3 separate regions of the Homo sapiens genome follow, and all the other regions are linked to region 2. A link is an interaction called in ENCODE POLR2A ChIA-PET data of the cell type or tissue named here. Cell type or tissue: GM12878. All regions are shown on one strand. Region 1 has its middle 21 kb from the start of ROCR. Region 2 overlaps LINC00673 (long intergenic non-protein coding RNA 673). Region 3 overlaps LINC00673 (long intergenic non-protein coding RNA 673).

Evidence for each region. ChIA-PET counts read pairs that join two places held together with the same protein. Peaks named below come from ENCODE experiments on the same cell type or tissue, not always from the same donor. Only the 100,000 strongest peaks of a DNase experiment are listed, where the experiment ranks them.
Region 1: POLR2A ChIA-PET joins it to region 2 with 6 read pairs; 1 of 35 experiments calls an interaction of 5 or more read pairs at or near these places.
Region 3: POLR2A ChIA-PET joins it to region 2 with 5 read pairs; 4 of 35 experiments call an interaction of 5 or more read pairs at or near these places.

The regions. Positions count from the first base shown.
Region 1 is chr17:72,002,616-72,007,615 of GRCh38, forward strand. No RefSeq gene overlaps it. Among named protein-coding and RNA genes, the nearest start is that of ROCR, 21 kb to the right of the region's middle. RefSeq lists enhancers at 1,951-2,030, 2,431-2,770, 2,961-3,110, 3,631-3,700 and a silencer at 2,241-2,310. In GM12878, a CTCF peak has its summit at 3,336; DNase peaks (open chromatin) are centred at 2,356, 2,816 and 3,186; H3K4me3 peaks cover 1,218 bases; H3K27ac peaks cover 3,209 bases.
Region 2 is chr17:72,422,823-72,427,822 of GRCh38, forward strand. The region is part of intron 2 of LINC00673 (long intergenic non-protein coding RNA 673); the gene reads right to left. Among named protein-coding and RNA genes, the nearest start is that of LINC02003, 83 kb to the left of the region's middle. RefSeq lists enhancers at 58-367, 1,278-1,347, 1,881-1,930, 1,941-2,020, 2,621-2,670. In GM12878, no CTCF peak of the experiment used is centred here; no DNase peak of the experiment used is centred here; H3K4me3 peaks cover 3,505 bases; H3K27ac peaks cover 4,249 bases.
Region 3 is chr17:72,529,051-72,534,050 of GRCh38, forward strand. All of the region lies in intron 1 of LINC00673 (long intergenic non-protein coding RNA 673), which reads right to left. Among named protein-coding and RNA genes, the nearest start is that of LINC00673, 61 kb to the right of the region's middle. In GM12878, no CTCF peak of the experiment used is centred here; no DNase peak of the experiment used is centred here.

The sequences.
Region 1 (5,000 bases), 420 kb before region 2:
ATTCTCATGCCTCAGCCTTCTGAGTAGCTGGGATTACAGGCGTGTGCTACCACATCAGCTAATTTTTTGTATTTTTAGTAGAGACGGGGTTTCACCATGTTGGCCAGGCTGGTGTCGAACTCCTAACCTCAGGTGATCCACCCGCCTCGGCCTCCCAAAGTACTGGGATTACAGGCATGAGCCACTGCACCAGGCCAGCACAGGCATCCTTTAAGATCCCCTGGTAATACTGATGATCAGCCAGTTTTGTGAAATACTTACCTGATTTATAAAGCATCAAACATCTGGGAATATGGTAAACTTTGAAGGATTGTTACAAATCTCCTTCCCAATAAGCATTAACATGTAGAAGAGCCTAAATCTAAAGGAGCACAAAAAGGTAGATGACAATGCTATAAACACTTAATTTTTTAAAAGTGATTTTGTATACTACATGTGCCAATGGGGCAGTCAATATATACACCTAGTACAAAAAAGCAATCAGCAGTTGCTAGCTACTGTTATCAACAGCATCATAGTGTATGGGCTATCCAGAGCAAGGCTGTGCCAACATTTTATGTGAAGAGACAAATAGCAAATATTTTAGTTTCTGTGGGCTTATAGTCACTGTGACCACTGTTCAACTCTGCAATCGTGGTGTAAAAGCAGCCATAGACAGTACATAAATGAATGAGTATGGCTGTGTGCCAATGGAACTTTATTTATGGAGACTGCCATTTGAATTTCATATAATTTTTACATGCCATAAAATATTTTGTTTTTTTCCTCCAACCATTTAAAAATGTAAAAACTATTCTTAGCTTGCGGCCATACAGAAACAGGCTGCGGGCCTAATTTGGCCCACGGACTTTAGTTTGTCAGCTGGTGGTCTAGAGTCTAGGTTGTTATTCATGGAACAGTCTGCAAAGAAATTATTGGATTTGGGTGTGGGGTGATCCAATAATCATCCAATGTCCACACACAGCCAAGAGTGGACATTTTCTGTGTCAGAAGAAGACATAGAAAATTTTAGACATAGAAATTCATATTTTTACTGAACCATTGTACTCTTTTGACATTAGCTAAATTCTACCTGCTAGTCACAGGGTCAGCATTGGTGAGTGGCTGGTCCCCCATGATGCCATGGGCATGGTACACCTGCCACCGAAAAAGAAATCTTTGCCATCTCTAAGGGCTTTCCCAACCCCGGCTGTAAAGAACATCTGATTTTCAGCATAATGTAAATCCCAGCTTTGCCTGCCAGTAAATTCATGTACATCATGTTAACATCAGGTTTATATTAAACATTTACATTAAGAATTGGAGTGGAAGATTAAATTGTTTGCATGCATTGCCGTCACAGAAGGAATGGCCTCATCATCCTCCCTGCCCATGGTGCTGAGTGCCAGCAGACTAATGATCAGACAGTTACCCATCAGAAAGGCAGGTGAGACACTGATGCACAATCCTTGTCAAAGCTGGGCAGCCTCTGTCCACTCTGCCTGTGCCCTTGGCAATTATCAGCAAGCTATGAGCTATACTACCATCCCCTGCCAAGTGAGGTTTAATTTATGACACCAAGGATAATGATTCACTCCAACGCAATACTCAGAATTACTGTCTTTTCCTCTGAATTAGAATTCTTCTACCTACAAAATGACGTGCTTTTTAGTATTTTGATTCAAATCAGTCATGATCATGCTGGATGTTGTAGGGTTGAAAACATTTGGTTGTGCAACTTGAATATTCTGCAAGAGATTAAGCTGGGGATAGACTAAAGGTGGTTCTAAGTCCAGTCTCTAAGGAGCACTGCTGTCCTTTCTCTCTGAAATTCAGATCCAGAGAGAAAGAGAAGACTCTAAGAGGAACTCAGGTCTGCAGGTTTTCCTGGGCCAGTTCTCCCTGCCATGAATATGAAGAGTTGCCCAGGACACTCTAACTAGCAAATAGTCTGCAGAACAAATGTTTTTGTGGGGGAGAAAAAACCAACAACCATGGACGCCAAGTCAAGTGGCTAGAGAAGAGTGATGTTGTTAAAGTGTATGATTCATTAAGTCTTGTCTGCGTGTCAGATGTTCAGCATTTGGTGCTATTGCCTCCAATTTAAATCATTTTTTAAAGAAGTGCCGAAAAAGGTGCTGAAAGGCACCTCACTCTGTTCCCGCACTTGAAAAACACTGTCTGCCTGTGCACTGTGGTAAAACTTTGCATTTTGGCTAGACACCCTGTGTGGAGCTGTGCTGAAGCTGGAGGGTTTCTTTTTTTTTTTTTCTTTTTTTTTTTTTTAAGTTTGTACAGTCACCCAAAGGCAGGAAGAGAAAACAGTGTTTCCCCAAGCCAAAGATCCCTCCTGATGGCATCTGTGAAATAGAGAGAGAAAGTGCTGCTATAGTGAGCCTTCCCCTGCAGTGAGAAACCCTACCACAAGTTTCCATGTAGTGACTGCCTGCACGTAAGAGCTGCCTCCCAGTGCTTTTCTGCTGGGAGTCCTTCTCTCCTAGAATTCTTTTCAGAACCCCTGGAATGTCAAGAGCTGCTGATCGTGGTTTATCATCACCAGTTACAAGTAAGGCTAGCATTGATATCTCACCTTGGATTGTTGTCAGTACCCAATGACCTCACGGAGACTCAATGTGTTGGTTCCTCGACACCCCCTAAATGCTTCTAGGGGTGTAGCTGCCGCTTCCTCCTCACACAAAAAGGGGTGACGCATGTCTCAAGGATGAATCTTGCGAACATGATGCTAAATGAAATAAGTCACGAAAGGAGAAATAGTATATGATTCCACTTATATGAGATACTGAGAGTAGACAAATCTATAGAGATAGAAACTAGAGTGGTGGCTGCCAGGGGCTGAGGGAAGAGAGATAGGTAATTAGTGTTTAGTGAGTACAGAATTTCAGTTTTATAAGATGAAAAGCATTCTGGAGATGAATAGTCGTGATGGTTGCACAACAATGTAAATGTACTTAATTCCATTAAATTCTACACTTAAAAATTGTTAAGATGATAAATTTATGGTGTGTATATTGTACCACAGTTAAAAAAAAAAGATGGTGCAGGTCAGAAAGCGGTCAGGAAAGTCCCAGTTAAGACTCCAAGGACTTCCCCAGGTTAGTGTGACTTGGCATTCATGAATAAAATGTGGCTTTCTGGGTATTAATCTGAGATCTGGGCCTCCATATTCTCAAGCACTGTATGACAGGCATGTTATGAATTTCATCAGAACTGCAATTCCTGCTGATAGAAACTTCCCCGGCTCCTCAGGCGCTTGCTGACCCAGGCCTTTAGCAGTAGCTATAAGATGCTTAAGATTTACCTAAAAATGAAGGTGATGGTGTTTCCTCCAATTCAAAGAGAATACAGCAGGTGGTAGGCTAGGGCTGAAGCTTGGTTGGGGAGAGTAGTGTATTAGTCCATTCTCACACTGCTATGAAGCAATACCCGAGACTGGGTAATTTATAAAGGAAAGAAGTTTAATTGACTTGCAGTTCTGCAGGGCTGGGGAGGCCTCAGGAAACTTACAATCTGGCAGAAGGGGAAGCAAACACATCCTTCACATGGCAGCAGCACAGAGAAGTGCAGAGTGAAGGGGGGAAATGCCTCTTATAAAACCATCAGTTCTCATGAGAACTCACTATCATGAGAACAGCCCCCATGATCTAGTCACCTCCCATGGAGTCCCTCCCACAACACTTGGGGATTATGGGAACTATAATTCAAAATGAGATTTGGGTGGGGACATAGTCAAACCATATCAAGTAGGTAGACACAGACAGGTAAAAATTCACCTATTTGAAATATAATTGCACCAAGGACATAAACAGACTCTTTTCAAAAGAAGATATACACGTGGCAAACAATCATATGAAAAAAGCTCAATATCACTGAACATTAGAGAAATGCAAATCAAAACCACAATGAGATACCATCTAATACTGGTCTGAATGACTATTATTAAAAAGTCAAAAAATAACTGATGCTGGCAAGGTTATGGAGAAACAGGAATGCTTATCCACTGTTGGTAGGAGTGTAAATTAGTTCAACCATTATGGAAGACAGTGTGGTGATTCCTCAAAGACCTAAAGACAAAAATTGAACCAGCATTTGACCCAGCAATCCCATTACTGGGTATATACCCAAAGGAATATAAATCATTCTGTTATAAAGACATCACTATTCACAATAGCAAAGACATGGAATCAACATAAATGCCCACCAAAGACAGACTGGATAAAGAAACAGTGGTATGTATACACAATGGAATACAGCACAGCCATAAAAACGAATGAGATCATGCCCTTTGCAGGGACATGGATAGAACTGGAGGTCGTTATCCTTAGCAAACTAACACAGGAACAGAAAACCAAATGCTGCGTGTTCTCATTTATAAGTGGGAGCTAAATGATGAGAACACATGGACACAGAAGAATAAAACTCACTGGAGCCTTTTGGAGGGTGGAGAGTGGGAGGAGGGAGAGGATCAGGAAAGATGACCAAAGGGTACAAGGCTTAATACCTTGGTCATAAAATAATTTGTACCACAAACCCCCATGTGTCAAATTCATCCATGAAACAAGCCTGCACTTGCACCCCTGAACTTAAAGGTTAAAAAATGTATATATAATTACACCAAGAAATAGTAACGATGCATAATTTAACAATGCATAGATTTCCAAATATTTTCACAAATATGAATTCATAGTCCTCACATCAAACCTGTAATTAATGGCCACCATTGAGGTCCTGTGATGTTCTAAGCATCATGTTTGCATTGTTTCATCTTCCATCTAGAGTAAGAGGCTCAGAGAAGTCAAGGCCATTTAACCAGCAAGTGAAAGAGATATGATTCTAAGACACGGTTGTTCAGTGGTGATGGTGGTGGTGATTTTTGTGGGTTTTTTGCTTTTGTATTTGTTTTGTAAGCTCTAAATCTGGCACTTTGCCTTTTTCTGTAATATAGGAGTCAAAAAGGAAAGGAAAGGAGGATGAAACCCTAGAGGTCTCTAGGTGATGAATCG
Region 2 (5,000 bases):
GAACTCTGTTGGCTGCGGCCGTGGCTTTCACTTGACCTCTGCAGAGAGAGAGGGGCTTTCCCTGGGACACACGTCTTGCACATAGCAGCTAAGAGCGCCAGCCAAGCTTCGTCGATAGCACCAAGGGTCCAGATGCCAGGAGAGAGACTCCACCCCCAGAGGTGGCTCAAGAGTCCAAGTGAGTCATGAGGTCTGACCAGCGACCATAATGTCCCAGGGTGAAGTGGGAGGCCTGGAGATGGAGCCCGCTGCAGGGACAGGAACCACAGTGACTCACAGTTGGACCCCGAGGGGAAGTTCCATCTGCAAATCCTCTAAATGGCTCTGGTCCCCGGGTGAGCTCATCTGCACTGCCGCTGACACTCAGAACCAGGACTGGCTTCTTTCTCCCAGGGCCCGGGTTTTTCACTCTCAATTATGGTTATGGCAGAAACCAACATTCGAGCCGCAGCACCTCTCCCCTACCCGCCACACACACACACACACACACGATGGATGGACCTGGGGAGACAGCGTGTCCTCCTGGAGCGTCAGAGTTTTCACCTTTAAAAACAGTCCTTCCTCCTAATGATCTCACCACAGAAGCTCTTGGAGCTATATGGTAGGGAATGTGACAGTTCTTTAAAAGGAAGTATGTGAAATCCACACAAGGCAGTAACATTGTAATATCACTGTTTAAAACTTTGGCTCCAGGGACCTGGCCATGAGGCTACCATCTTGCTCCATCTCCCTGGGCCATTGGTCTGGGAGCGGAAGAATGCAAGGCATTGGGGAGGAAAGTGTCCATGTTGCCCAGGAGCCTGGCGGGATCACTCAGAAACACACTCAACCTTGGGAGAAACACACAGGTAAAGACCCCACCACTCCCATTGCCCTTTCCTGCTCTAAGCGCTTCCAGCAGACTGCAATATGTCCACAATTCTAAGGCTTTATCAGGTAGAAGGGGGTTCTGGCGTGGCCCCCAGCTAGCTCTCCACCGTGTGCATGAACAGCAAGGTCCCCCAACCAAGGGCACCAGGCATTCATTTCCCTTATAGGTTCTGTTTTCAGGTTACGTGCAATCACGGGACAGCTGCTAATCACCACCAAGACGGGGCCGTCCCAGAAGCATTCTTAGAAAGACACGCTGGTTCTGCGAGCTCTGAAGCACCCTTAGCCTGTCCTGCCTGGAGGATCATTGTGGCTGCAGGACGAGAAAGACAAGAGGAAAGACGGCCGACCCATTCATTCCTGCCGTTGTCAAGTTGTCCTTTCTTGGAGGGAGGAGGAAGACGGGAGGGTGCTAAGAGGCTGCGAGACAACAAGGGGACCCCTCAAAGAGCATCAGGGAGACCACGAAGAATGATCTCAAGCAGTATTAGCTGCTCCATGGCATGATAATGTCCCTGTTGGGTGTTCCCTGCACTCTGTACCCCTCATACCCTAACTTCATCAGAACAGGAGGAAGGGGGCATTTGCTGTCTCTCTCTTCCTACCCATCTTCCCCACTCCCTTTCATTTCTTTTTTTTTTTTTTTTTTTTTTTTTTTTTTACTGCTGGGGCTGCAATCTGCCAGTGTGAACCCTGGTGGCTCTGCAGGCAGCAGGGTGAGGAGAGTGACCCTCATATGAAGCCACGACCCCAATGCAAGAGGCTATCCTGAATCTGGGAGTCACGGTTGTTCAGAATCAGTCCCTGAGATGTGGCACCGTGGCGTTTGACATTATCACCACCATCGATGTCATTCTATGGTAACGTATGTGTGCCATTGTGTGCCTGGGACACAAACAGGCACTTTCGATACCCCTCCTGCTTGGACCCTTCCCCTGCCATCCCCTCCTCCCACTGGCCGCCCTGTTGCTCTCAGCTTCCCTGTAAAGAGGCCTTTTTCACAATGAGTCGGATCACAGCATGCTTTGCTCAAAACCCTGCCTGGCTCCCAGGTCCCTCAGAGGGAAGGCCCAAGGCCTCTGGGCCTGACCTGGTCTGACGGTCACCGCCCCTCTCGGCGCTCAGCACTTACTGAGCTTGATTCTCAAGCACACCATATACTCCTGCCTGCTTTGGGCCCCAATGTACCTGCTCCCTCTGTCCCAAAGGCTCTTCCCCAAAACATCCTCCTACAAGTCTGTGCTCAAATGTCACCTTCTCCATTCAGCCCTACAACCTGCCCTCCACCTCTCTCCCTGCACTGCACACTGGAGCTGCCTTTCCTGCCTCTGTGTTTTTTTTTTCGATAACACTATCACCTCCTTACATACTAGATAATTTACATACTAACTATTTTTTACTGTTTAGCCTGCCCCACCTTGACAGCCAGTGTGGATGCAGGACAGGAAAGACAAAAGAGGAATGATGGCTGACCCAATGCTTCTCATCTTTCCTGGCCCCATGATGTGGTTTGGCTCTGTCCCTACCCAAATCTCATCTTGAATTGTAGCTCCTATAATTCCCAGTGTTGTGGGAGAGACCTGGTGGGAGTTAATTGAATCATGGGGACAGTTTCCCCCATCCTGTTCTCATGGTAGTGAATAAGCCTCACGAGATCTGAAGGTTTTATAAGGGGAAATCCCTTTTGCTTGGTTCTCATTCTCTATTGCCTGCCCCCACATAAGACATGCCTTTCACCTTCCGCCATGATTGTGAGGCCTCCCCAGCCACGCGGAGGAGGTATGTCTGTATCAGCAGACATATGTCTCAGGTATGTCTGTATCAGCAGCATGAAAATGGACTAATATACCCCATTAGAAGCCAAGCTCCATGCCAGCAGGACAGAGCCTGTTTTGTTCAGTGTCTGTTCTCTGCCTAGAGCAGTGCCAGCAGTCCCGTAAATATCTATTAGATGAGTGAATGAATGAATGAACCGATCGATGAACAAGTGAAGGGTGGAATTACTGCCACTCATGGGGAGGGGGCTATGCATCTCATGGAATGAGCTGGTCTTCAGGGTGGGGTTCCCTGGGGAGTGGGGGAGAGGGCTGGCAAAGGCAGAAGGTGCTGCTTCCAGAAAGGCAGTGCCCGAAGTTTGCCTGGAAATCCCCTTGGCATCACTCATTAACTAACCCCCACCCCAATACACATCCAAACCCAAACAGTAGCTGAAGAGTAACTTCAACCATAGACTCTCTTTCCAGGCCCACGCTCCCACCGGTGAGTGCATGTAGTCATCTGGGCACCTACCGTGTGCTCCTTGGATCCCAGGATGAGCAGTGAAGAAAGGATGGCGGGGGATGAAAGAGATCCCCTCCCACCCTCATCCCACTCTCAAGGCTCTAGCTGGAAGGCAGAGGCAACACTGCAGATGAAGTTCTGAAAGTGAGATGGTGGGCAGGTAAAGGAGCTGCCAGCCCCATGGTGCCATGGCTGTGGGGTTTTAAGCAGGTGAGGTACACAGATGGTGACACAGGGAGGGGGTGTGCTGAGCACAGTGGCAGGGTACAGTCAAGTCCAGTCTTGGGGTGGGATACAGACCAGGTGAGCTGGGCTGAAAGGATCCAAATGTGAGTGGGAAGTGATGGGAAGTGAGGTGGAGCGTCCAGTGAGATTTGGTTGCTGGGACAATAAACAGAGAGCCATGATGGGTTTTTTCAAATAAGAAAATGCCATGTCCAATGCTGGATTTCAGAAAGAGGCTTAGGGAAGATACCAATAGGATTACTTTGGGGAGGAAAGACTTGGAATCCAAAGGCTGGGGCCCCTTGTGGTTATCCCAGCTTGTTCTACAAAAGCCGACACGAGAGGGGTGACTCGGAGAAGGGAGGGAAAGGATCAAATGGAAAATTGCTGTGGAGTCATTGTCAGGACTTAGTATTCTAGTGAATGGGGGAGTTAAAACCAATGTCCACCTTCCTTCTACTTGAGCCATGTGGAATATGATAAAGATAAATAAGGAAGGGAACTAATAGGCATCTGCTGTGACCTAGACTTTGGATTTGGTTATTTCATTCAATTCTCAGTCTCCCCTGAGGACAGGGTATTAGCATCAGCATCTTATAGATGAGGAAATTGAGGCTTTGTAATTTACCCAAGATCATATCCAGAGCTAGGGAGATTGTAAAACACAGAAGAAAACCACTGACATTCATTGTAAATGCATAATACATCCCAGGCACTTAACTGTATATTCTTTCATTTCACTTCAAAACATAGAAGAGATTATTTTTATGATCTCCATTTTATAAATGTGGAAAGCATAGTCCAGAAAAGTGAAGGTCACCAGCCCCAGGTCACAAAGCAAAGACACAGTGGAAATGGAATTTGAACCCAGGGCATCTGGGTCCACACTCTACCACTACACTAGCCTGATAGTGACAAATTTGCAACATAATCTGTCTAGTTCCAAAAATGTGTTTGCATTGTACAGCAACTCAAGCAGTATTAGCTGCTCCATGGCATGATAATGTCCCCACTGGGTGTTCCCTGCACTCTGTACCCCTCATGCCCTAACAGCATCAGAACAGGAGGAAGGGGGCATTTGCTCTCTCTCCCTCTCTCCTCCTACCCATTTTCCCCACTCCCTTTCTTTTCTTTTCTTTTTTTTTTTTTTTTGCTGCTGGGCCTGCTATCTGCCATTATGACCCCTGGTGGCTCTGCAGGCAGCGGGGACAACCCTCTCCCAGGCTTCATACTAGTAGAGATGATCTGTTGCTTAGTACTTACGACTGAGACTTACACCCAGTGCTGTAACTGCTGTGGATGGTGGAATCTAGACAGCCCTGGGCAAACCCAGCCCTTGCAGTAGGAGAGCGGCCCCTTGTTCCACATCCTGTTTTATTGGGAGCAGACTTCAGTCGGCAGCATGCCAGAAAGCCCTGATATCCCATTTAACCCCATGGACAGTCTCTGCGCTCCTGAAGGCCAGCAGGTGCAATCCACCTGTTTATCTCCTGGACCCGCAGGCTTTGAGTCACCTGCTTCATGTTCTCCCTGCAAACTGCGAGACCTCTGTGCCCTGCAGTAGACTCGGCGTGTTCAGGGCAGGTAGCAGGAGCTGTTGCATGGTGCCCCGGGGAGCTGGGAAA
Region 3 (5,000 bases), 110 kb after region 2:
CAACTTCTTTTTTAGTATTTATTCTTGTTTGAAGGATGGAAAATAACAATGGATAGATGTAGGCTTGCAGTGTACCATCCTGGGTTATTACCCCTGGCTCTGTTTCAGTCTAGGTGACGCTGATGACTTTTTCACTCTCCTGGAAGCCTATTATAAATGGTGATGACGTGGCCTACCTCTCAGGTTGCCCTGGTATCCCCATACCTGCTCACCAAGCTCACTCCCAACTCCAACCCCCCACCCCCCTACACACACACAGGCCTTCCGCTAGCCTTATAAACCGACAAGTATCATCCATAAGGAAACTACATAAAAAGATCAATAGTCTGTCTTTGAGGCCTATACCACATTACCTTGCAACATCAAAATCAGGGTTTATCCTTAAAGTTAGCACAAGGAAAAGACACCCACTGGGGAAAGGGAGGCCCAGGGGTAGCCCTGGAGCTGGGACCAGGATATCCCCAGGCCTAACGCACTGTCTCCCCTGCTAACCACAAGATGGCATGGTGCAGAAACCCAGAGAGCAAAGGTGCCAGGCTCTTCCCGGAGCTGCTATTTCTCCTAAAGACTTGGTCTCCAAAGGAGATCTGCACGCCTCATTTGTTGCACAAAATAGAAAGAGCAGCCCTCATGTTTCAGTCTAAGGCATTCATTTGCGGTTTTTATTTATAGTCCTGCATATATTTGTGCACACATAGATACACCAGCCAGGAAGTGCAGGTCCAGGTACACACTTACACACACACACACACACACACACTCTCTCTCTCTCTCTCTCTCTCGGAAAATCAAGATTTATTTGTATGTACATACAGCCCAGTTAAAGATAAGTCCATTCACAGTCCCTAAAAGAAAAAAAACTATTAAGCTTCACATTTTCAATTCCAAAACCACTCTAAAAATAAACCGCTCATCAACTCAATCGACTTTCAAAGTCACACAAATTAGTGTGGATAGTAAAAATTCTAATAGCTTACTCCTTTTGCTCTTAATTAACCTAAGAATTTGGAAAATGGAGGGAAAACAAGAGAACATCCAGCCTCAAAAATTTGTTCCCGAAGCAGCCTTTCTCTAAAAGTATGACAGTATCTCTCTTGGTCTCTGCTCTGTTATTTAGGAATCGCCTGCAATCCATGCAACCCACTAAGTGAAAATTCAACCACTTGGTAGTTCGTGCATCTTGTTCAGATAACCTCGCAGGAGAGGGGATGAGGGACAGACAAAATATTCCTAATGATATGATGGATTTATTGCTGTAGACCCAGAGGCATCAGAATATGCCAAGAGATGCACCAGATTAGATGGTCCTTTGTACTTCAAAATATCACCTCCCCGCTAGCCCAAAGAAAATCCACAGAAAACAAACACCATTGATATTCAAGTAACTGTCTCTCCACATATTTGTTTCTTTCTTCATTTTGATGATCTTCCAGTACATCACCTCCTGGCCTCTCCCTTCTTCCTATCTCTGTCCTTACAAAAGAAACGCCAAGTCCTCTCCTTCCGCCCACATACCAACTTTATGAAAAAATCCCTGGCTGGAGCTATCTGGGGCACATAATCTAAGAACAAAGCCTGCAATAATGTTGCAGGTTGCAGCCCATGCTTTATCCAAAGGGTGGGAACATTTCTGTTGAGCACACAGAGGCCAACCGGGAGAAAAAGAAAATGCCATCTGGCTGGCAAGGGTTTATGTCTGTACCCACAGCTTAACAGAGGGGAAGCCAGCAAAGGGAGTACCCTTTGTAATTTCTTGAGGGATATTTGAGTTTAGAACAAGAGGGCAGTAAAACAAGAGTCTGCAATGCTATCATTTCATGGTGGAAGAGGTTGCAGCATTCCCAGGAATTTTGAGCATGAATAAAGGACACTTCCAAGAAATTTCCAGGCTGGGAAGAAATGTCCAGGCCAAAGCTCTAGAGCTCTCGGGAGTATAAGCTCACTTCTGTGTCAGAACTGTCCCCAGCCCGGGCGTGGTGGCTCAAGCCTGTAATTCTAGCACTTTGGGAGGCCGAAGCAGGCAGATCACGAGGTCAGGAGTTCAAGACCAGCCTGGCCAACGTAGTGAAACCACATCTCTACTGAAAATACAAAAATGAGCCAGGTGTGGTGGTGCATGCCTGTAGTCCCAGCTACTCGGGAGGCTGAGGCAGGAGAATGGCTTGAATTCGGTAGGCGGAGGTTGCAGTGAGCCAAGATCGCGCCACTGCACTCCAGCCTGGGCAACAGAGCAAGACTCCGTCTCAAAAACAAAAACAAACACAAACCATCCTCAGAGGGTGTTTCATGTTAAAATTTGAAGAGCATTTCAAGGAAGACAATGACGTAGGCATCTTGGTTAGAAATCTCACCCTCAGCCTCCCCTTTAAAAATCACCCACCCTGGCCTCCTCCATCCCTCAATACCATTCCCAATAAAGCAACCGCTATAGACTCCCAGATATGTAGCCAAATTCCTTCTGAGGGGTCATTAGCCTAAACGCAGCATACATAAAAACACAGCAGGCATGAAAAGTAATTTAAAAAAAACAAATGCCCTTCTAACACCAAACACACTGGTTATCCTAATAATTCCATGTCTCCGAAACTCAAATTCCAGCCATCAATTCAATCCACACTAAATGACAATCACTCTCAAAACATATCATATCAGTTCAAAGTAACAATTATATATGTCCACAATAATATCCAAAGTGCCACCAAAACCATGTTAATGTCAAGTTTTCCTTTAACTATTGTCATCATAGAGTTTCTCCTTTTATCATGAAGAAATACGGAATTAAAGATATGAAATGAAAAAAAGGAACATTCTGGCCGGGGAGAAGAGGGAAGTGACGTTATTGGTAATCAGAAAGATAGTAAGCGCTAACATTTTTTTGAGCGCTACTTCCTGACACTGAGCAATGCATTTTACATGCACTATCTCATATCTCCTTCCCCCACAGCCTCTGAGGGATGTACAATGAGGCCCATCTTACAGATGAGGAAACTGAGGTTCTTAACAGTGAAATAATCCCAGTGTCAGCATGGAAGGTGAAATAAATAAGACAGAAGAGATTAAGAGAGACCGATTGCAACAGCCTAAGAAATAAATCATCTGATCGAAGCTAAGGAAGTTGCAGATGACAGGACTGAACAGAATTTAAATGCAGAGGATGAGAGAAAGCGGAGAGTTAAGACGATTGTGTGTTGTTGTGGTTTTTTTTTTTAACTTTGAGGGGTTTATTTTTTGAGATGGAGTCTCACTTTGTCACCCAGGCTGGAGTTCAGTGGTGCGATCTTGGCTCACTGCAAACTCTGCCTCCCGGGTTCAAGCAATTCTCCTGCCTCAGCCTCCCGAGAAGCTGGGACAACAGGTATGTACCAACATGCCCAGCTAATTTTTGTATTTTTAATAGAGGCGAGGTTTCCCCGTGTTGACCGGCTGGTCTCTAACTCCTGACCTCAAGTAATCCACCCACCTCGGCCTCCCAAAGTGCTGGGATTACAGGGGTGAGCCACCGCGCCCAGCCGAGACAATTATGTTTGGACTGCTGTATAGAAATTGGTAACAGAAACATAGGTTTGAATAACACGGGCAGTAATTTAGTTTCAGAACTGCTGAACTCGAGGAACCATGGGCCCGCAGGCAGGGACAGCTACTAGGCATTAAATGGTACCCACAAGCCTTTCCCAAACTCGTGTACCACTACAGAGTTCATCACGTATCAAAACAAATCCATCTGTAACAGTCAAGTTTTAACCCTTTTGGGATGTTTTCCTACCAACCAGCCTGAAAGCAAATCAAAAGTATAGTTTTGCCTCTTCGAGACCAGCCTGGCCAACATGGTGAAACCCCGTCTCTACTAAAAATACAAAAATTAGCCAGGCATGGTGGCGTGCACCTGTAATCCCAGCTACTCGGGAGGCTGAGGTAGGAGAATAGCTTGAACCTGGGAGGCGGAGGTTGCAGTGCGCTGAGATCATGCCACTGCACTCCAGCCTGGGACAGAGCGAGACTCCATCTCAAAAAAATTTAAAAAAAAGGTATACTTTTGCCTCTGAGATAGATTGTGACAAAGGCAAGCCCTAACATCACCCCATAACTCTACGGCCTTCTCATCCAATGTCCTGGGACACAGTGCTTAGCTTCCAATGCCAGGATTTCTCCAATCCCATTCATATCCCGGCCTTTAGCAAGCAGAAAAGCCAAACAGAAGAGGCCCAAAACAGTCCTTCCTCCTCGGGAGTGGCCTGAAGGAGGCATTGGACGAGTCTCACCTGACAAGACCAAGGCAGCTTTCTCCTCCCTTTGGCCTGAAGAGAAGTGGCTGAAAAATTATCTGCACAGGAAGAAAACAGGGCGGTCTGAATGCCAATTCTTGAACAATTCCACTTAAAGAATCAAAGTCCTCCACAAACACCCACTGTACAATATGCTACTGGATTCTGCAGGAAAGCTTTCTGTGGGACCATCCTGGGGCTACTCAATGCCCACCAAATCCACAGCCGGTAGCCCAGCAGAAAAGAGGTCTCTTAAAATCTCCCATTTTGGGCCAGGCACAGTGGCCCACGCCTGTAGTGCCAGCACTTTGGGAGGCCAAGGTGGGCAGATCACGAGGTCAGGAGATCGAGATTGTTCTGGCCAACATGGTGAAACCCCGTCTCCACTAAAAATACAAAAATTAGCTGGCTGTGGTGGCTAGCGCCTGTAATCCCAGCTACTCCAGAGGCTGAGGCAGGAGAATCACTTGAACCCAGGAGGCGGAGGTTGCAGTGAGCCAAGATTGCGCCACTGCACTCCAGCCTGGTGACAGAGCGAGACTCTGTCTCAAATAAATAAATAAATAAATAAATGCCCCATTTTGAAGGGCAATAAAACTCCATGTGGAATGCCCCAACAAGACACAAATTCAGTTATATCCCAGGTCAGCGCACGTCCTCACCATGAGCAAATGGTGGACAGTATATGCCTAAGACCAGCGGCTCCCCTGGCCACTCCTGACAAGCACCACACAGGGC